Regions from separate parts of the Homo sapiens genome. Here all the other regions are linked to region 1. The links are chromatin loops, found by intact Hi-C in ENCODE. Cell type or tissue: Calu3. All regions are shown on one strand. Region 1 holds the start of CRISP3 (cysteine rich secretory protein 3). Region 2 has its middle 17 kb from the start of C6orf141. Region 3 has its middle 18 kb from the start of RHAG.

Evidence for each region. Peaks named below come from ENCODE experiments on the same cell type or tissue, not always from the same donor. Only the 100,000 strongest peaks of a DNase experiment are listed, where the experiment ranks them.
Region 2: it touches region 1 in a loop (2.3-fold over the local background); 2 of 110 quality-filtered maps call a loop at or near these places.
Region 3: it touches region 1 in a loop (2.1-fold over the local background); 3 of 110 quality-filtered maps call a loop at or near these places.

What each region holds. Positions count from the first base shown.
Region 1 is chr6:49,741,283-49,749,282 of GRCh38, reverse strand. It overlaps CRISP3 (cysteine rich secretory protein 3), which reads left to right and starts at 4,895. Exons shown (of 8, transcript NM_006061.4): 1 at 4,895-4,952. The coding sequence starts at 4,916. In Calu3, no CTCF peak of the experiment used is centred here; no DNase peak of the experiment used is centred here.
Region 2 is chr6:49,529,256-49,537,255 of GRCh38, reverse strand. No RefSeq gene overlaps it. Among named protein-coding and RNA genes, the nearest start is that of C6orf141, 17 kb to the left of the region's middle. In Calu3, a CTCF peak has its summit at 4,923 (motif pointing left); no DNase peak of the experiment used is centred here.
Region 3 is chr6:49,650,956-49,658,955 of GRCh38, reverse strand. No RefSeq gene overlaps it. Among named protein-coding and RNA genes, the nearest start is that of RHAG, 18 kb to the right of the region's middle. In Calu3, no CTCF peak of the experiment used is centred here; no DNase peak of the experiment used is centred here.

The DNA of each region.
Region 1 (8,000 bases):
CCTCATTTAACACAGTCAATACATTTTTGGAAACTGCGACTTCAAGTGAAACAACATACAGCACATCTTTTAATAACATCGTTTTTTTCAACATCATATCATTATAATGTCAATGAGAAAAAAATGCTGTTTTTATGCATCATTTTCCAGGACCTATTTGTGATGTATGAGGACTTACTCTACTACAAGACATGTTGTTCATTATAAATACATACGATTTTGTATGTCAATTTTAAAAATAAATATGTACATTGAAAAAAATCAAAGTTGGATTTGTTAACTTCATTCGGGCCCAAAGTTTGTTCATCCATTAATACCAACTCATCTCCAATTTTTGGTATATAAACATCTTTTATTTACCCATAAAGTGTATTCCTCTACTTGAATTCTTACAGCCATTACAATGGGCAATACAGATATTATCACCAATCACGTGGATTCATATGTTTTTCTACAGTTTTTTTTTTTCACATGCTAGTCTTACTGCTTCAGTAACTCAGGGACAGAATTTTTCAGTTCTCTTAGCACTCAGGTTAGTACAGTCAAAAAATGTTTTCTACACACCAACATTTTGATCCTCACAACACTAGGTATTATTTTTGTCTCTATTTTACAGGCAAGAAAACAGAATTGGATTAAAACCAAGACTAGCAAGAGTCAAGGACTTAGCAAACAAATACATCCAATTAGTGAAAGAAGCAAGACAGAGCCTTGTTTTCCCTTTTCCTTAAACAGAGACATACATAATTTTAAATATGGAAGGACTTTTTAAGTTATTTTGTCTGCTCCTTCACTTTTAAAATGAGATAAATGAATCATGTGATCATGATAAGCACCTTCACTGTTTTTTACATCATCTTTATAATATGCAACTATTGTAATAATGCAAATATTATCCCATATTATGGTGGATGCTGTTTAGGTATTGCACAGAGATCCCATCCCAGAGGCAATGCTTCTGTCCCCCAGATGTTGTGAGAATTAGCTACTGTGCCCACATCTGCCCCCTCTCAAGAGAATTGCCTTTGGCAGAGGAGAACCACCTTGTCATCTCCCCACTGTTACTAATGACTGACTGTTCATAGGTTTAAAAAGGCTGTCTGCAGCACTGCCTCTATTAATCAGGGAAGACTAGATTTTACCTGAGAACACATTCTTCTTTAGCTCTTTGTCCTCCCCTGACCTGCTTCACTCTTTTCCTTTCTGCTGCAATGTACTTCCTCAATAAATCAGAGCCAATGTAATTTGTGTCTCAGTGTATTTCTTGCAAACCTGACCTAAGATCGTGTGATCTTATATGGGTGTGTGCATGTGTGTTTGTGTGTGTGTAATAAATAATACACTGAATGGTGAAACACATAAATAATTTATAATTCTGATATTTCACTCATATAATTAGGCATTGAGTGACAAAAAGTAATCAGGATATTAACCAAAGGGACTGAGGAAGCAAGAGAAAAATGCAAATAAATTGACACACAGACTATACCTTTCTTGGAAATTAATAAGTCACTAAATTAAACCATTATATTAAAGGATAATTCAACAAAACAACAACTGATTTATAAATCTACTATTTATTAATGAGAGCAGAGTAAAATTAATTCTAATTCTAAAATGCACCTGAGTCTGTGCTCCTTAATTTATTGGTGAGGATACAGAAAATGAGAGATGCTCAATCATTTTGTTAAAGTCACCCTGACAGGCTTTGATAGAACTGCACCTTAAACACTTGAATTTCTGGTTAAACTATGATTGTTTCCTAAATACCTAAAACAAGAAAGACTTCTTATAAAGACTCCTGAATTGGCAGTTCAATCAAACAAAATGCATTCGTGGAAGACTTTTATGTACTCAGGAAATACCAGGCTTTGGAAGGGATAATAATACAAATGTTAATAATTCCATTTATTGAGTGTCACATGCCAAGCATCGCACTAATAGTTTAATTATGTATTCAGTACATTTTTATACACAAATTATGCTTTTCAGTCATTAAAACCAACGTATGATATGAAAATTCACATTTCAGAGAAGAGAAAACTGAAGCTCAGAAAGGATTTCTCAGACCTGGCAATTTCCAAAGACTGTAATCAGTAAACTATAGGTAGTTGGTAATAATGGGGAAGTAAAAGTCATAAAAAGCTGGGTCAAGAGTTCAGCTGTAAGGCAGGGATCCCAGTTGCCCTTGTAATAACTAGTCAGTTTTGGGTGGTCAGTGTAGAAATCCCAGGAAGGCAGCATTCAGATGTTGTTGTATCTAAGATGAGAGAAGGGCTGACTAGGAAGAGATGGAAGCTGTGCTTTATTTATTCATATTATAGACAATCTGGTTACACTGTACTAGTCAAAGCATAGGAATAGAAGAATAATTTTAAAGAGTAAGAAAAGGAGCATTCCTAAAACAAAATGTAATGATTAATAGCAACAGTCGCTAAGAGACTCATTGATAAGTTTCAATAGAATAGTGGGAATAGATTAAAATGTATATACAGGAACAAACTATTTGCTCTTTTAAGATGGAACTTAGATATCCAAATAAGAGCTGGAAGACACTCACTGCTAAAATTGGGAGACATGGATCATGAAGGGCCAGCAATGACCTTGGGACACGTAAATACAGAAAAGACAACCTAATCATGGGAAATGAGAGAACAAAGGTGACTAGAAACAGCCATTTTGGACACTTAAGGTCAGATTGAAGTCAGTCTGTCAGTCCAACGTGTGTATGGTATTTTGTGACCCAAAAAGACCACATATACTTATTTAGCTTAATAATAAATGTACCAATATTTGACAAGCAAAATGCCTTCTACATCATGGTGCATCTAGTGGTCATTTAGTCATAACTCAGTAAAAAGTTAGAGAAAAACTATCAAGTTTGAATAATGAGGCAAAAATATTTTTCCTTTTTATACTGTTTTGTGTCTACTTATGGTAATTTCTCACAGAACTGCCTATAGCTTAGTAAGTCAAACCATGTCCTAAAACTCAAGTGCAATCCCACAGCTTACAAATATTAGGGGTAGGTTTGTCTAGATACAGAAGAAAAGTGCATAAAGTGGGAGAGAATTAACACTGGAAATACTTACTACATGGCAGGCAGCTTACATATATTATGTATCACAATTAAATACAATTAATATTATTCCCATTTATGATAAATATGAAAATTTACAATCAGAATAATAATTTCCTAATAAAGTAGGTGCTGTGGCTCATGCCTGTAAGTCCAGAACTTTGGGAGGCCAAGACAGGAGGATTGCTTGAAGCCAGAAATTCGACACTAGCTGGGCAACATAGCAAGACTCTGTCTCTACAAAAAAATTTAAAAAATTAGCTGTGTATAGTAGTGCACACCATGGTCTCAGCTCCTTGGGAAGCTGAAATAGGAGATCCCTTGAGCCCAGAAATTCAAGGCTACAATGAGTTCTGATCTAACCACTGCACTCCAGTTTGGATGATAGAGTGAGATCCTGCTTCAAATAAAATAAAATATGATATAAAATAAAATAATAAAATATAAAAATTTCCCAATACACATTGGTATAGAAATTTAGCCCATTTCCATTAAAACAGAAATATCAAGCTTTTAACAACATTCTACACCACTAAGTAGAGAAGAGAATGGGCTGTGGATGCTTCTGGGTCTGGTCCTTCCCCACAAAATACATTTTGCCACAGAAAGAGGATTGTGTAGAAGGTTGTTCCATGGTGATTTTTTCCACATAGCTGATTTGGTTTATTGAGAGCTTCCACTTCACATGTTCATAAAGTAAACAGATTCTAGGAGTTACTTGGAGACATGGCAGCAAATGGTTAACCATTTTTTAATGGTAAAATCTGACCTGAGTTTCTGAGTTCTCAACTCTCTTATAACAGACATTTAGAAGTATCCAATTCTTGAACTCAAAATTAACTATAATTTTAAAATGTGCCTATTGTGTAGACATTGATCTGTGATTATACATTTTGTCACATTGATCAATAAAGCTAAATATAAAAATGAAAATGAACAGAAACTATTGAATTATGCACCACAAGGTGCAATCTATATGCCAATATGAGCATGCAGAAATGTCTGCGTGCTATGTATATGCTACTTGTGATTTATTAATTTATACTTCTTTATTTATATAAACTCAATATTTAAGATTATTGTATTTTAGAATCAGAGGAAATCTGAAATTGTTAGTCCACCCCACTTCATTATTGTGCTATGGAAACAAGCCTGGAATGATTGACATCTTCCATAGATGAACAGAACCAAATAATGATAATTTAGCTTGGAGATCAATATTATCTTTAATTTTATACAACCAGAAAATACAAGTAAATACAGCACATCTTTGAATATAGAAATACCAATGAGTTATGGTGTGTTTGGCCATTGAGTTCTGAAAGTCACTGTGGCCTTGTATTTACAAACATTAAAGATAAAATTATTATCCAAAACAGTAATGTCCAATAGATTATTAATAAACATTTTAGATAGCTGTAAAAAACATTGTGTTCTCTAGAGTTCATAAAAATTATGAGCTTAATTTCAATCCAACAGAAATAATTCTGAAAACTCTAATGTTGTGATGCTAATAATTGGGCTAAGAATTTTCAAACTATTGACTGGCAAAAACATGGATAAATTGTAATATATGAACTTCAAAGAATAAATGCACAATTACAAAACTTGATATAGCAATTTATTTTTAAAAGCCATTTGAGGAATCACCAAATAATTTCAAAATCATGACTAGAAAACCAGCAATGAAATTTGAGACTACTGGTATGACAAATCCTGTTTCAGGCCTTGTTGATCTAGAGTTACTTGCACAACCAGAATTTGCCAAAACAGGAAATAGGTGTTTCATATATACGGCTCTAACCTTCTCTCTCTGCACCTTCCTTCTGTCAATAGATGAAACAAATACTTCATCCTGCTCTGGAAACCACTGGTAAGTGATAACTCCTTTATTTCAAGGTGAACATTATTTATTTCAAGGTGAACAACACATTTATACCTTATCAATGATAAAGTGATATATTCGTATATTTTATCTACAATTTTCCAAAGTTTATTGATAACTTTTAATGAGAGTAATTATCTTAATATATTCATTTTAAGCTGAGAAGCTAATACATAGACAGCTTTATTATTCCAAAAGCACTTTTATCCAGTTTGAAATTTAAATAAATTTTTACCTTTCATTCTAAAGTAATATAACTAATTCCCATGTCTATGACTTGTGGAAACAATTGTACTAGAACTATTTTTAATAGAAAAATGAAAAACTATGAATATATGTGTGTGCATACTTTCACATCAGTAACTTTTACTAATATTAAAACATACAGCTATATGGGATGCCATAGCAAAAGTTTTAAATTGGTCAAAACAAAATTATAGCACTGATCTCAAGATTAAAAAGTATTTTATTAAAGACCATCAACATAAAATGCAATTTACCTCATGAAATGCACTCAGATCAAAAACAAAAAAAAAAGGCTTTTAGAAGTTTTTCAGTCAAAAGTCAGTCTACTCAGTCATGTTTATGTAGGTAATTTAAATATAATATCTATCGTGCATATTTCATCTAAGGAAGCAATTTCCACATACGGCTTTATCTTCCGTAGCATATTAGAAGTGATTCTGAAGAGTCAGATAGTAGGAGACCACAGAACTACCTAATGACAACATGAAAGGGGTTATTTACCACTAGACAGAAGATTTTAAAGTAAAATGCTTTTCTTCCCTGTGGCTAAATGCTATCCAGGAAACTCTGGGAGTATTTGCAATAGCCATAGAAGATCCGGTGTTGCCTCTTCTGCTAGTTAAAACCAAATCTAGAATGTCTGCCTGTATGACTAAGACCTCTGAAAGTGGATCAAAAGAAATTAAATTGATGACAAGTTTCAAGCCTGGGAGTTACCCTACATTGATAAGTTATGAGGTAAATTGGGGCTTCTGATTTGTAACAGGCAGGGATGAATTGGGAGGAAGAGTGTCAGAATTCTCAAGTAATGTAAATCTGATAATTGCTATGAATTTCAGTTACGTTATTTATTGAATTCAAGTAAAAGGGAGGGAATTCATCCTTGAAAAAAAAGTGCTTCTCAAGAAATGCAAGACAGCTATTCTTATTTGGATATCTTTACGAATTTCTTACTTGATGAAGTCTAGCAGTTTTGCAAACTTTGCATATTGGCATAGGCTGCTTTCTGTATCACAGATACATAATAAGATGAAAGAAAGTGATCAGAATAAAGATTAACTATTAAATTTTAAGTAAGAAAATATTGCATCAAATACTTTTCTGTGCTGTGACTAGTTTATAAATGTGTCTATACCTATAGTGCACACATTATACTCACATGTGTTAATGCTTTTGACATCTTTTCTAATCCACGTAATCCTTTAAAATATTTCTATAGTCTGTTCTTCCTCCTTTGCTTTTTAATGTTACGATGTTTGGTCTGTCTCTTAAGTTTTGTATTTTCCTCCACCAGTTGATTTATCTGTTCCTACAATAATATTAAATTTTTGTCAACAAATGTTTGAAGTCTATCTTAATAACTAATATGAAAAGATAACCCAATTAATTCTTTCTTTTTTTTCTTTTTCTTTTCTTCTTCCTTTTTTTTTTTTTTTTTTTTGAGATGGAGTCTTGCTCTGTCGCCCAGGCTGGAGTGCAGTGGCACACTCTCGGCTCGCTGCAACCTCCACCTCCTAGTTTCAAGCAATTCTCCTGCCTCAGCCTCCCCAGTAGCTGGGATTACAGACATGCACCACCATGCCCGGCTAACTTTTGTAGTTTTAGTAGAGACGAGGTTTCACCATGTTACGCAGGGTGGTCTCAAACTCCTGAGCTCAGGCAACCCACCCTCCTTGGCCTCCCAAAGTGCTAGGATTACAGGCATGAGCCACTGCGCCCAAGCAATTCTTCTTTTAAAAGTTTACTCAGTTATTCATAAGCCACTTAAAATTTGTATTGGAATTAAAGTAAACAATTATCAGGTTAGTTTAGGATTGATATCTTTATGCTAACATGTACCATTTAAAAGCATTACAAAACTCTCAATTTATTCAGAACTTCTGCTATGTTCTTTATTAAAGTTTTAAGATTTTTTCCAAAAAGGATTTTTAAATTTGTTTTGTTGTTTCCCAGATACTGTATAGTTTTTTTAACTGTTATAAGTGTTTCTTAAATCTTATATTCTAGTTGAGTGTTTCCAGTAATAGAAATGGTATTTTTGTAAGTTGATAGTGCATCTAGCAAAATTGTTAATTTTGGTGTGTTCTCCAGATAGATGATCTTATCATTTGAAAACAATAACAATTTTACGTCTTCTCTTACAAAAGTTACAAATATTTTATATATAATAATATATTTTATATTATTATATATAACATAAAATGTATACATTACATTACTTGTATATATTATATATATATATATGTATATACTTTCTTTTCTTATGGCTTTGATTAGGATCTCTCCAGTACTGTGTTAAATAAAAGTGTTAGTCATTCTTTTCTTGTTCCCAATATTAAATGAAATGCACCTAGAATTTCTCCAATAACCATTATATTGGGTATAGATTTGCAGTATATGCTTCCTACCAAAGTAATGATCTCTTCTATTTTTTCTTTAAAAAAAAAAAAAAAAAAAAAAACTACATACAGGGGTTGAATTTAATGACGTATTTTTTGTCATATTACTTTGCTTTAGTCTGTTAATGTGATGAATTTTACCAATGAATTTTCTAATTTTGAATTATTCTTGCAGTCCTCATATAATTTTACTTGGTCATGATATTTTTAATATATTTTTGAAATTGATGAGTTAATATTTTGTTAGGATTCTTGCAATTCATTTATGAAGTGGGCTTATGTATTATTTACTATTATTCTTACGTCTTTTATGAGTCAATCCCGGAATTATATCCACTCCTCAGATTACATTTCAGGAAAAAACAGCATTGGGAGGAAGTAGTCAAGCTAA
Region 2 (8,000 bases), 210 kb after region 1:
TGCTTTTATATCATTGTGGACATAAGTATTTTTTAAAAATCAGTCTGTTATTCATTGCCATTGTTGTTATTTTTGATGCTCAAATTATACTAAATTTGGCAAGTTAGAGTTCTGTTACACCAGTTTTGTTTACTTTTGACAAGATCACATTTAGTCCACACACTTCATTACTTTCTTTCTTTACTTTTTTTTCTTTTTCTTTCTTTCTTTTTTTTTTTTTTTTTTTTTTTTTTGAGACACAGTCTCCCTCTATCACTCAGGCTGGAGTGCGGTGATGCGATCACAGCTCACTGCAACCTCTGCCTCCCGGGTTCAAGTGATTCTCCTGCCTCAGCCTCCTGAGTAGTTGGGATTACAGACGTGTGCCACCATGCCCAACTAATTTTTGTATTTTTAGTAGAGACGGAGTTTCATCATGTTGGCTTGTCTGGTCTCGAAGGCATGACCTCAGGTCATCCACGTGCCTCAGCCTTCCAAAGTGTTAGGATTACAGGCTTGAGCCACTGCGCCCCGGCCCCCACTTTGTTACTTTCTTGCCCAAGATGATCTTTCCTTGCCAGGGACCTAGAAGTAGACTTTTTATCAAAAGTCTTACTCCTCCTAACATGTATTAGAAACAAAGATCTGGATACTAGGAATGGTCATTGTTTCTCAGGAGTAGTTGTAGGTCTTTTCAGTGGGTAGAACTAGGGAGTAGATATTATTTTTATTTTTTTGTTTTTCTGTTTTAATTTTTTTTAGAGACAGAGTCCCACTATGTTGCCCAGGTGGGTCTCAAACTCCTGGGCTCAAGCAATCATTCCTCCTTGGCCTCCTAAAGTGCTGGGATTACAGGCGTGAGCCACTGCACCCAGCCTGATATTATTTTTAATCACAGGTTTATACCTTGTTCAAAACTATGTAAAAGGGATATATTCAAGGGAGTGTGTCCTTAGTCCAATCTCCACTATTTATAGGTCATTTTTTGTTAAAAGTTTCTGATTTAATTTTTTTGAGTTGCTATTTGCAAAATAAGTAGAGATCTATGTTGATGTACGTGTTTCTTATTCTTGTGCACCTAGGTTTTTTTCATACTTAAAAATATCATGGAGAATAGTGCTCCATTGTGTGCACGTATCATAATCTATTCAACTAGATTATTAACCTTGGGAATTTAGGTTGTTTCCAAAAGTTGCAACTACAAATAATATATCAGCATGAATTACTTTGTGCAAACATTTGTTTTATATTCACGGGGGAAATCTCAGGGTAAATTCCTAGACATTGAATTGCTTGAGTAAATGCATACGTACTTTATTAGCTATTACTAAATTCCCCTCACTGGAAATGTAATACTTTATGTGCTCAGTACCAATGTATATATAGGCCAATTTTCCACAATTCGTCAGTATTTAATTTTCAAGATTTTTGACTGTGGCCATCTGATAGATTAGAAATCGTATCTCATTATAGTTTAAATAGCATTTTTCTGTTGAGTGAATTTAAGCATCTTTTCATATGATTAGCAGCCACTTTGTTTATATTTTTCTGTGAATTAACTATGTCACTTGCCCATTTTTCTGTTCGGTTTTAAATATTTTTCATCTCTCAATTTTTGGGACTGTTTACATGTTGTAGAAAATAGCGCTTTATCTCTGACATAAGTTGCTAATTGTTGCTCTTAGTTTGTCATTTGTATTGTTGCTGTAGCTATGCTGTTTTGCAATTGAACAATTACATACATGCACCATACATTTCTACTCAATGTACTGAGCTTAATTTTTTTCTTTTATTGCTTCTAAATTTGTTTTGGTTTGTAGTTTTTGTTATAACCTAGATATTATAACCTCATATCTAGGTTATAATAAAACAAACCCATGTTTTCTTTTAGTAAATGTGTGACTTCTTTTTTAAAGTATTTGTTTATTTATTTTTTATTTTTATTTTTATTTTAGACAAGGTCTTGCTCTGTTGCCCAGGCTGGAGTGCAGTGGCACAATCACAGATCACTGCAGCTTCTCCCTTCCAGGCTCAAGCAATCTTCTTGCCTCAGCCCCCCGAGTAGCTAGGACTACAGGCACACACCACCATACCTGGCTAATTTTTTAAAACAATTTTTTTTTGTAGAGACTAGAGTCTAACTATGTTGCCCAGGTTGGTCTTGAACTCCTGAGCTTAGGCAATCCTCCTGCCTCAGCTTCTCAAAATGCTGGGATTGCAGGTATGAGCCACCTTGCACTTTTAAATTATTTTATACCTTGGATTAATTTGGAATTCATTGTGGTATAGAGTGTGAGTTATGGATCCAATTTTATTTTACTTTTTTCAAATTACTGTACAGTTGTCTCATTATCATTTATTTAAAATAGCATTTTTACCCAGGTGATTTGAGATTACACTTTTATCTTTCTCTAAACTTTCCTAGCTATTTGTTGTTATTTCTGAACTTTTTTTCTGTCTTACTGTTCTGCATAATCATGTACCATTCTACATTGTTTAAAATTATAGAAGGTTTATAGTGTATTTTAATACTGGTGAGGTTAACCTATTCTTTTATCTTGCTGTTTCAGACTTTGTATTGCTACTCTTACCTATTTATTTTACATGTGAACTCTAGAATAAACTTATCTAGCCCCAGAAAGTCAAAAATTAAAAAAACTTGTATTTTCCCCATACAATTGACATATAATAAAGATAAACATAATGTTGAGTGTCCTATTCAAAAGAAGATATTTCCACAAATAATAGAACACTTTAAAAGAAACATCATTTTTCTACTTTTACCAATAAAACCAGCAAGTAAGGCAAAGTAGAACCGCTTCAGTATAAGACCTTGGATATCTTTTAATAAATAGGTAAGAACTAATTATGATGAACTCATTTGTGACTTGAACACATATGTTAATACTTAAGTCATTGCTATTAAAAAGGCTCATGTCTCTTATTTATAAATATTGCTTGGAAAACTTCTTAATAGTTAATAAATAAAATTAGACCAGTTCACATCACAAACCAAAATACATTTCTTATGTATTTAATTAAACACAAAACTTCAAACCACTAAATTTACATATAATAATGAAAAGCAAAAAAAATCAAACAATTAGATTTTTAGAACAAGACTTAAGTCACTGAATCTTGAGTGGAATACAATTTTTAGCATAATCATTAAAAAAAGAGGCAGGGGGCAATGGCTCATGACTGTAATCCCAGCACTTTGGGAGGCTGAGGTGGGCGGATCATGAGCTCAGGAGTTCCAGACCATCCTGGCCAACATGGTGAAACCCTGTCTCTACTAAAAATACAAAATTAGCCGGGCATGGTGGCACATGCCTGTAATTCCAGCTACTCGGGAGGCTGAGGCAGGAGAATCCGGGAGGCGGAGGTTGCAGTGAGCTGAAATCGTGCTACTGCACTCCAGCCTGGCGCCAGAGCAAGACTCTGTTTCAAAAAAAAAAAAAAAAAAAAAAAAAGAGGAAAAGAAAGAAAAATTGATATGGGGATCCAAAAGTGGGGAGAATGTGAGGAGGGATAATGTTGAAAATTTACCTATTAGATAAAATGTTCACTATTTGGGTTTTGGGTACATTGGAAGCTCAATCCTCCCCAGTATGCAATATACCCATGTAACAAACAAGCATATGTAGCTCCTGAATCTAAAATAAAATAAGAAAAATCTGTATGAACTAACATGAAAAGATACTCAAGCTATATTGTTGAGTTGAAAACTAAGTTGCAAAGCAATATACGATGTGATTCCACTTTATAAGTGACAAAGTATATTTATGTGTTTTTATTATGTAATATGCACACACAAACACATATGGAGAGAATTCTGGATGGATATATAAACTATTAACAATTGTTATTCTTGGAAAGTAGCAGGCATGAGAGATGAGAGACTAGAAACTCACTGTATACTTTATATGTATGTAGTTATATACTGTTCAATTTCAATTTTTGTAATAAAGATTTATTTCATGACATTTTAAAATAACTTTTTAAATTTTAAAATAAAGCAATGTAAAAATAAAAGTAAAAGATTGATAGAATAGAAATGTCAAATATTTAAAAGATTTAAAAGCATCATATCTAATATTCTATTACATGAATATTAGTCTATTACATGAATAAAAGTCTGAAATTTTTGCAGCAAATAACAAAGGGCCTTATATTCTCAATAGGTAAACAGTCTCTTGTAGTTAATGGTTTAAAAATACAGCAAGAATCTAGCAGGTATACAGAAATAATTTGTATCATTGCAAAAGAGTATTAAAAATGATGACAATAATCTTGCTAAAAATCGAAGACCCATAAATTCCAGTAAACATAAGTGCTCCCCTCCCAATCAAATTAGCAAGATCTTGTTATCCATCACTTACAATGTAAAACAATTGCTTGGCCAGGTGTGGTGGCTCACGCCTGTAATCCCAGCACTTTGGGAGGCCAAGGCGAGTGGATCACGAGGTCAGGAGATCGAGACTATCCTGACCAACATGGTGAAACCCCGTCTTTACTAAAACTACAAAAATCAGCTGGGTGTGGTGGTCCATGCCTGTAATCCCAGCTACTTGGGAGGCTGAGGCAGGAGAATTGCTTGAACCCGGGAGGTGGAGATTGCAGTGAGCCAAGATCGCGCCACTGTACTCCAGCCTGGCGACAGAGCGAGATTCTGCCTTAAAAAAGAAACAAACCAACAACAACAACAACAAAAAAAAAAAAAAAAAAGAAAAGAAAGAAAAAGAAAAAAGAACTACTCAGCTCTGGGACAGTGAGGTCAAATGGGATAGGTTGGCACAATCATTTGAAACAAATGTTACACATTATATGTTTAGATTTAAAAATGTTCATATCCTTTGATATAGTAGTTAAGCTTATAGGAATCTGCTGAAAGGAAATAGTTCAAAATGCGGCAAAAATTCTAATGAAATGTTTAGAAACAATTCAAGTGCGCCCTCTATTGGGAAATAATCTAGAAGTAAAATCTGACATCTAGTGTTCACTGCAATAACTACATAGTATTAACTGAATGTCTCATAGTCCTATCATAAGCAATGTCTTGTAACAAACAGTGTTTAAAACCTAAAGCATATTTTGCCTTGGAAACACATACACCTGTTGGTGGAAGGGAAAATTGCACATAAATTAGTAAGAGGAAAATTCAGACATTAGCTATGCGTTTTGTAATTTTTTAAGTCACTAGAGCAAGATTAAGAAGTGAACAAGTTGTCTCAAGGAAAAAATTTCCTCAAGTGGTGAACAAAATTGGGACAGTCCTGGGAACACATATGACACTAGAACTACTGAGGTGGGAGGGGGTAAGGAAAAAAGGAGACACTAGGAATGACTATCTTCCTTCTTTTATTCCATCCTTCAGGGCCAAGATCAGAAAAAGCAAAGTGTTATTAATGATTAGGTTTTATTGTTGGAGCTTGGATTGAGAACCCTGGGCTATGAGAAGCTTAGGAAATGTTAACTAGCCACACTGATGTAGAAAAAAAAATATGTATTTTATGTTTCTACTATCTTCATTTTCCCCACTGAAACAAATAATTTTAATCCAACCATTTCAGGCAAGAAGGAAGAAATAATATTTGTACTCCATGTTTTGTTACTCCATCTGCTACCTTTTACTTTCATTGTCATTTTTTCCTTGCCCCTAGTATTTATTGAGGTTAGAAAAAGGATACAAAATTTGAGGTGTATCAAGGACAGCTTAAGGAAATTTAATATATATTTATCTCATGTTCTTTCTGAAAATTCAAATCACTGAACAAAACTTAGTGACTAAAAAAATGCAAAATTAACAGAATCAAATCTTGTATTATTAAATGAGATTCTATTTTAGAGGCTGTATAAATGTTCCCCACAATTGCACTTCCCTCTCTTGCTCCCAAAGTTTGAGCAGTTGAATTTTCAGTTATTCCCCTCTATGTCTCTTCAGTGATTCTTAGGCAGACTGAATACTCATTCTTGCTAAAATATACAGATGCTTACAAAACCTAGTCAAGATTTATCCCAAACAGAGAAACACACGTCTCAGGAAGCTGAGCATGTTGCCTGTACTGACTCCCTTTATCATTATATCTAACCATAGCCACACCATAAAATACGTGCCACCATTTACCAACTTTTACCTTTAATAAAACCTATTAAACTGTCTTCAAAACTATTTACCTACATACTTGCCCCCTCTTTACCTTCACAGTTGAATTTCAAATGGATTACACATATTTTCTGTAATTGTTTTTGCATTTAGTGTTATTATGTACATCTTTTCTGTATCACCAAACCTAGTTTTCTAGTACTCCATAAAATTTCATCGAATGCTTGTACTATATTTAACCAGTGAATTACTTAAAATATTTAGGTTTTTTCACCTTTACACACAATGCTGTAATAAACATCCTTTTATACAAATCTTTGCATACTTTTATATTATACCAATATAAATTTTAAAAAGTGGGATTTTTATGTAATGGAAATATGCATTTTTTTTCCAGATTTCAGGCCTGTTTTTTATTAACGAATATTCCTTATTGCAGTACAACTTGCATACAGAAAAGTAGATATATCATAATTATATAGCTTGATAATCATATGCTCTAGGCCCTGACTCACAGGGGGCGAGGAGGAGGTGGTTAGTCATGCAGATTTGCCTATGGAAAGACTGAGCCCAGCAGGGAAGGGCCTGGCTAAGTCAGGGCTGGAGGGAACATACTTGTGTTACCAAGTGGAACACAGCTGTGTAACAAAGTGTTACAAAGTGAACACACCTTTGTAACCCACCCAAGTCAAGAATCAGAATATTACTGGAAATCCAGAAGCCATTTCATGTCCAGTTTTACTTACTATCCTTCTGAAGGGTAATTACTTCCTGACTTCTACAGATATAGATTCATTTTGCCTGGTTTTAAACTTTATAGAAACAGGATTATGCAATATGCAGTTTCTGGCTTCTTTTTGGTACATATGTTTAAAATATTTGAGAGTGAAATATGGAATGAAGATGTTTCATTCCTAATGTATTCTTGACCTCTCAGCATAATTTGACACCATTGACCATCCCTCCATTTTTAAATTTTTCTTCTTTCTCTTCCATGGGAGTCATCTCCTGGCTTTCCTCCTATCTTCTGGCTGCTCCTTCTCCTATTCCAGAGCCTTTCTTTTCCCTTGCCTTAAATAGTTGATGCATTTAAGGTTCAGTCCTAGACAACCTCAGCTAAATTCATGGCTTCTGTTATCATCTATATCAGTTATCTGTTATCTATATCTATATTTATATCTATATCTATATCTATATCTATATCTATATCTATATCTATATCTATATCTGTTATCATCTAAGTCAATACATCTATCCCAAATAAATTCTCTGAGATTTAGACTCAAATATCCAACTTGGTCCCATCACTTGCATGTTTCAAAACTCAACATCCCAAAACTGAACAAACAATTTTCCCTGCTACAAATTGCTCCAGATCTGAGATTTTTCCAGGGTTTCTGATCTCAGTGAAAACTATCACCAGCTGTGGCTTTCACAACGTAGAAGCCCAGTAGTCATCCTTGACATTTCTCTCTCAGCATACCCTACAGCCACTAAATTATTAAGTTCTGACAACTCTTCCTTTTAAATAGTTTAAGTAACTGTTCACTTTTCACCATTATCATTGCTAGCATTCAGATCCAAGCTACCACCACCTTTTGCTTAGCTTATAGCCTCCCAACTAATTTCCAAACAGATTAATGCGCTGCTTAAGGCTTTTTTTTTGGTTTTTATATTACATTGAAGAATTTCCTTGAATTAACAAATAAAACCTATGTTAATCAAGCCTCTTCCTACTTCTTTTTGTTGAGACACAGTCTGGCTCTGTTGCCCAGGCTGGAGTGCAGTGGCGCTATCTTGGCTCACTGCAACCTCTGCTTCCTGGATTCAAGTGATTCTCATGCCTCAGCCACCCAAGCAGCTGGGCTTACAGGCATGTGCCACCATGCCCAGCTAATTTTTGTATTTTTAATAG
Region 3 (8,000 bases), 90 kb after region 1:
GATATAGTTGTAGGTAAAACAATTAAATTAATAAAGTTTACTTTATATCCTCTCTCTCTCTCATCTCTTAAAAAAAATCCTTCTCCTTTTCAGAGGCTCTCTCATCTGCCTTGTCTCAACCAGTTACCTGGGAGCTTCAGGGTTCCAGTCCCACATCTGCTAGGTCCCTAAGAAATTGTTGGGAAATTGTTGGCTGTATCACCCTTCCCAGAGATATTTTTTTACAGTCTTTGTATTGACAAAGAACATGAACAGGCACTTCTCAAAAAAAGACATACAAGCAGCCAACAAGTATATGAAAAAATGCTCAACATTACTAATCATTCTAGAAATGCAAATCAAAACTACGATGAGAAACCATCTCACACCAGTCAAAATGATCTTTATTTAAAAAGTCTAAAAATAACAGATGTTGGTGAGGTTGCAGAGAAAAGGAAAAGTGTATACATTGTTGGTGGGAATGCAAATTAGTTCAGCCACTATGGAAAGCAGATTAAGATTTCTCAAAGAACTAAAAATAGAATTACCATTCCAGCCAGCAATCCCATTACTGGGTATATATTCTGTATATGTGGGATTACTGGGTATATACCTAAAGGAAAATAAACTGTTCTACCAAAAAGACACCTGCACTCATATGTTTAGTGCAGCACTCATCATAATAGCAAAGACATGGAATCAACCCAGGTGTCTATCAATGGTGTTACATACGTGCTATAAAATTCTATGCAGACATAAAAAAAGAATGAAATAATGTCCCTTGCAGCAACATGGGTGCAGCTAGAGGCCATTATCTAAGGCAAATTAATACAGAAACAAAACCAAATACTGCATGTTTTCACTTATAAGTGGCAGCTAAACATTGGGTACATGTGAACATAAAGACAGAAACAATAGACAATGTGGGACAATAGACATTCTGGGAAATATTGTGAATAATTCATGTGGTGACAGAAACAAAGAAACAGAAATAGAATCTGTATAAATCTCAAATGCACAGAAAGTTATTTCCACCTAAAAGTACTTTTTGGCAATTCATGAAGATAAGAAAAATATTAAAGTTTTGTTGTTAATTTCTATCATTAGCTTTATTAAATTTTATAGACTTTCTTTTTAACTCTAACATATTTTGGATAGTGACTTTTTGTTTTCTAATCTCTCATTAATTTCATTTTTTCTACTATCATTACCACATAGATATTTATTGAACACATACTACGTCATAATAATGTTGAAGAGTTGTATAGATTATCTAGCGACAAATAGGTTTGGCCTCTTTGGTAAAAAATCTTACAGTCAAGTTATGGTATACATTAACTCAAGAAGATATGAAGGTTGGGGTGTGCAAGTGACAATTATAATAATCCTTTTCTGAACAGTTACCTGTGATTTTTATGCATTTAAAATTAGAAAACATTATATTTTCGTGTAAATTATTTTACTATGTAAATTGTCTGTCAATGGGTTAATACCATGTGAAAAATAACATATTGGTAAGTAAAAATAAAACTATCTTTGCAAAGTTTTATTTCTAAAGAACATGGGCAGAATTTTTGTCCTTTGAGAACTGAGATACTGGAAAGAACTTTCCCAAATGCCCACACTATCAAATTTAGTTAAGAATGAACATGTTTAAAATACAATCTGGACAATATTTGCCTTTTCTCCTGATCTAGAGGGTAAAAACTGTTCAACAAAGAGAAATGTTTATAAATTTCCTGCTGTTGCCTCCAAAAATTGTGCATGTAAAAATATTTTGCTATACAGCTAAAAGTAAAGGGCTTATCATTTTAACCCAATAAAAGTTCTAACTGTATTCAGGGAAATAGTATCATAGGAATGTGAGGAGAGTATTTAGGGTGTCCTCTTGAGACTTTTTGATAATTCCTAAAATTAAAATAACCTGCTAGAGATAGTCTCCAGTTTTTGACATTTTACCACAACCTTGTTTCAGAATTATAATAATTCAACCTCTTAATTGGAAAGATAAAAATTTAAAGTTCAGGGTTGCTGACTCTAAAATATCACACAGCCAGATAGTATTGGTGCTGAAACTCAAATCTAAATGTTCCAGTTCAGAACTTTTCTAATTATACCCATCTATCTGCTGCACATTTAGAACTGATATTCATCTTCATTGGCATACGGGCTTAAGGAGGATAAAATTGCACGTTGATAGCAAATTGATAGTTGAAAGTTACACATTGATAGTATACTTGTCATTAATTTTTCAAAAATGTCAAAGATCATAAAGGAAGATTCTGCTTTATACATAATCTATCTCTTTGCTGTTGAGCATTTGAAGACTCTTTAGAGCAAGTCTTCAGTGCTGTCAACAGAAGATAATGTATTAGCCTGTGATCTGAATGATGTTTAAAATCTTCTCTCCAATAGTATGCCACTAGATGTATTTTTTTAAATTTAAGCAGGAAGTGTAGGCAACTACAATTTTTAGAGGAAGTAATTTCTTTTTCAACCAGTTTACTGTTATTTCAGCTGTTTCAATTCAGCTTAGCAAATATTCATTGAGTGCATATTTTATAAGAATTGCAAAGATGAACATGACACAATTTTTAGATCACAAATTTATCAGCAGCTAAGAAACAATTATATATATAAATATATATAATATATATGTGCACACATATGACATCGGTCTTTCTGATCTGTTCTGAGAATAACATAAATTTTAATGAGTTTTACAATATGGAAATAGGTAATAGAATTATTTTAAGCTCTAATAGGGTAAATATTGATGGCTGTAAGCCATGTAAGCTAAAGCTCTTTGAATCCTCACTAATTTTTAAAAGTATAAAAAGGTTCTGAAACCAAAAAGTTTGAAAACCGCTGCCTTAAGGCATTCATCATACATAATAAAGTAACCTCACTTTTATGCATCTAAGATAAGAGAATAGAGAAAATAGTCCCTCAAATAATTTTCTGTCTTCTTCCAGAAACACAGAAATACAGTGCCATTGTTTGCCAGAATGGAGAATACAATTTATTTCAAAAAACTTTCTAGCACATGGCTAAAGTTCAAGAAATTTAGTTAGGAAAAATATATTGACTTGGAAAACAAATTAAATTAAGAAAACAAAACCTAGATGAGAAAGAGTGTGCTTCAGAACTTCTAACAATCCAAAACATACCCAGGTGTATTGTGGATTTATCGCTGCAAATTACATATAATAAATTTATTCTCATGGTTGAGGGAGAAGCCATGGGAGGATGTAAGCACATTGAGATCTGAATGTACTGTTCTAGTAGCTATCAATCGTGAGTATGAATAAAGATTATGTGAGGAATTTGTTTAAAATTCATGTTTGTCATCTTCAGAAATGTTAATTATGTAAGATCTAGGAATCTGTACTTTAACGAGCATCCCAAATGTTGCTGATGTAGGTTCTCTATAGATCATACTTTGGGAAACACCGTACTTAGCAAAACTGAGATAATAGTTTAATAAGATCGTGAGACTCAAATGCTGAAAAAAAAGTTATAAGTTGTGAAGGATTATTACTTTTAGTGTTTGTATCTAAGAAGAGGTAAGTACTAGACTGACATCAAAATGATGATGATGATCATCATCATCAGTGTACTTCTCATTAGAGAAGAATAATGAGATGAGTTGTTTGTGAGGTCATTTGTGGGGTTAAACTGAGTGACAGAGGCTCTGCAAGGAGGAAGGCTATTGTCGCTGCTTGTTCCTGGGAGATGACAAACCAGTCACTCTGGGAGAGGTGCAAAATAATTGCAATTGTTAAAAACCGGGTTTTTCCCCCTCTTTTAAGGATGTCTCTACTCCATCTGCTGCTATGTGTGTTCTCTGTTCTTCATTACTCCATGCAACAGGCAGGATCTATGAATATAACACAGAAAAACAGATTGAAACTGTCTCTTCACAAAGCCCCCTGAATGTGTGGGAAGCCCCTATAAATGTCTTGTCATCTCCTAATTTTTACAGCATACTTTATTAATCTGTGAAGAGAAAGAAGAAGAAAGCTGTCAAGAAAGAAAGGATGAAAATGTACAAATTGATATTTTAAAATAGCAAGCAAAATACATATGGCCTATATATACACAAAATATATGCAACACACACACATATGTATACAGAGTACTATGAAACTAGTTAAATCTAGTAGTAAAGTATAGATTTAAATCTAGTACTATACTTTAGTACTAGATTTTAAACCAAGTATTCAGAAATTCTACCTGAAAGGAGTAATTTTACATCCCTGGCTTTCTGCCTCCTTTCTAGCAATGATGTTCTTATTTACTTACTTGATAATTTAAAATTGTCAGTTTTATAAAATGTGGAATATAAACCCAATGGAATATCATTCGGTTTAAGGTAATCCTGCCATTTGTGACAACATGGATCAATGTGGAGGACATTATGTTAAATGAAAAAAGCCAGACACAGAAAGAGAAATACTGGATAATTTCACTTACATGTGGAATCTACAATAGTCAATGCCATAAAAGCAGAGAGTAGAATGGTAGTTGCCAAGGGAGAGAAGGAGGAAAAATCTGGGAGATGTTGTTTTAAGGTACAAAGTATCAGTTAAGCAAAATGAGTAAGTTCTGGAGATCTAATATATAGCATGGTAACTATAATCAACCATGCTGTGTTGTATGCTTGAATTTTGCTAATAGGGTAGACCTTAAGTATTCTCACTACAAAAGAAAAAGAAGAAGAAGAAAGGAATTGAATGTGGTGAAAATAGACAGAGAGAGAGAAAGAAGAAAGAAAGATAGAAAAGAAAAAAGAAAGGAAAGGAAAGGAAAAGAAAAGAGAAAAAAGAAGGGAAGAGAGGAGAAGAGAAGGGAAGGGAAGGGGAGCGGAGGGGAGGGGAGGGGAGGGGAGAAGGGAAGGGAAGGGAAGGGAGGGAGGGAGGGAAGAAGGAAGAAGGAAGAAGGAAGGAAGGAAGGGAGGAAAGAAGAAAAGAAGGAAGATTACTTTTAGAGAATAGGTTATCTAAAAATGTATTGAATCATGATGACCTAAACTTATTTTTTTTGAAGACTTAATGGCTGTTAATTTTAAAACCAAAGCTGGGCACGGAAATAACTCACTGAATATCTCAAAATCTTATAATATATTTAAAGACAGCTATTTACCTACTGCTTTACTCTATCAAGAGCTTGGGACTATCTCATAACTTTCAAAGCCTGCAAGAATGGTAATACTGAATAAAATACAGAGAATGCTAAATTTAGAGCCAGAAGTCTTTGCCCTTTCAATTACCCATTACCTTTTTCCTTTTTGAAATAAGAGTCAGTAAAATTCCCTGCACAGAATTGCACAAGAGAAAAGGAAAACTACAAAGCGCTTTTAAAATGAAAGGTATACTTGGTACTAAAGGGCACTGACAAACTTTCAAGAGTCCTGAGATAAGTTGCTGGTCTTCTTCCTTCTTTCACAATGGCAAAAAACTGTTTGAGTATAGGAATAACAGTGCTATTCTATAAATATTGATTAAGTTGAGGGCTGTAAACGATTGTAGCTAGAGCTGGATTAAGGAAAAAATGTCTTCTGCCTAAACAAATAGAATTGCATTTCATGGTACTCAAGATACAATGGTTATGCCAAAATTTCCTGTATATTTGGTTCCAGAATAAAAGATGGTCAAAAGGAAAGGGGTGCGTAAAGGAAAGTGCACTTTCTGTCCAAAGACATGTTCTCTGAGTGTGGAGTCATTCAAAATCAGAGTGGTAATATAGCATCATGATTATGGGAAGAGGCTCCAGAGACTATTCAATGAGCTCAAATTCTAATTCCAGCGTTTACTAGCACTGTGACTTAGGTCAAGTTCCTTAGTTTCTTGGGCCTTGAGTTTCTTTATTTAAGAAAAGAGTAAAATAATGCCTATTATATCAAGTGTTTGGGAGGATTCAGTGAAAGAATACAGGAAAAGTGCTTATCAGCTAACAGAGTTATAAATGCTCAATAAATTATCATATTATTCTTAAACTTTAATCTCACATGGCACTGGTTGTCACTTCACCTTGAAAAACAGTTTCCTCAGGCAACCTTTTATGAATGGGCAATGTCCCAAGGCATCTACAGTCTGTAGCGTTCCTACAAGGAGAAGTGTTTTTCATAATCAATGTTATTAAATAATTATTCATGAGTGGTATTTAAAAGTCTCTGAAAACTAGATCTGAGACAATCTTGCATCAAAGCAAGTTCTATGATTCATATCTGAATAGATAAAATATAGAGAAAATTGTCATATCTGAATAGACAAAATATAGATAAAATTGTGAAGATTATTAAGTCAAGAACTTATGCTCTGTTTCAGAGGTTTTTATGCTGAAGTTCATGGGAAGGTTACTCTGAAAGATTCATGAATCCTTTGACAGTGCATGCAAAATACTGCAGATATGAATGTTTGACAATTTCTCATGAAAAGCAATTAAACTTTTCATTAGATTCTCAAAAGGCTTTATGACACAAAAAAGGTTAAAAAATCTCTGGCCTAGCCTAATTTTACAAATTTTCCCACCTGTGTCTGGATTGGTGTAAGCAATAGTGCTGAGAAATGCAAAAATGTTTTAGCATTCCTTGGAATGCTATACTTATTATCTAGTTCAACGTGAGCAAGATAAATGCTTAGCACATATTCTGCCTCTCAAAGGCTTTAAACTGAGTTGGAACACTATATATATACACAAAATAATTAACTATATCAAGTGATTATGATTATTATGATTAAATGTTAAAATTGAAGGAAAATATAAAAGGGGTAAGGGTGTAGTAAGTCATTGAAGGGGATGGGGAATGAAGCACAGCCATCCCTTGGTGGCTATGGGGATTTGTTCCAGGACCCATGCAGGCACCAAAATTTGCAGATGCTCAAGTTCTTATGTAAAATAACCTAGTATTTGTAATTAACGTATGCACATCCTCCCATAAACTTTAAATGATTGCTAGAGTGCTTGTAATATCTAATACAATGCCTACACTTCATTTCATTTGCATAGATTCAACATGGAATTTTTTCTTAATATTTTCAAATCCACAAATGCCAAGCCCACAGATACAGAGAACAGACTGTAATTAGGAAAGCTGTTGCAGAGGAGAAAAATTGAGTGGGGACAATGATAAATAGATGGAAGATAGTTTTTTGAGAGGACAGTGATGGCCCTCTTAGACAGTACAAGTAAAGATTTAAATCCAAAACAAAAGTCACCGGAAAAAAGAAGTGACTCTGGCCTAGCTTAATTGTGAAGAGCATACTTAAGGTATGTATAATGATTTGACTAGGTAGAGAAGATCTAGATTTTGAGGAGCTCATTATAATACTTAATAATTTTTGGCTTAAAGTGTTAAGGAGCAGAAGTTGCTGAACACAAGACTTGTAAAGGGGAAAAACAGTATTTAAGAGAATAGAACATGGTTGGAATGTGAAGAATAAACAATTATTCCTGAGAGAGGGAAGTCTGGAGTAAGTTAAGAGAGTGGCATTTTTCAGGAGTGTTCATAATTTATCCAGTATATAATGTATTATGCAATACATTTATGTGTTTCTGTAAGGTTTGGAGTTCTCAAGCTGCTATATCAGTTCAGAGTACAGCAGATACATGTAAGATGGCAAACAGTTCATCAGTTGAAAGACAACTTGACCGTAAGTGATGGCAGTCTCCAACGGACTGTATGCTGCAGATCACTAACAAAGCCTTGAAAAAAGGCCTTTTTGGAGGAGGATGTGTAACTCTTCATTGATTTCACACACATCCAGGAGTCAAGCAATACCAAAAAAAGCCTTGTCCCAACATTTGATATCATCCAGAATAGTAAAAGAACACTACTGTTTTGTCTGTGAATATTATGTGGCATTATCCAAAAGTCACCTTGCCTTTCCTCTCAAGTCCCCCACCTTGACAGAATATCAGCTTTCAGAAGATTAAATTATCATGTGTTCAAAAGTTTAAAAACAACCATGAAACTAAGGTTTTAAACCGTCTCTTTTTTTTCTGCAGCTTCAAATGTT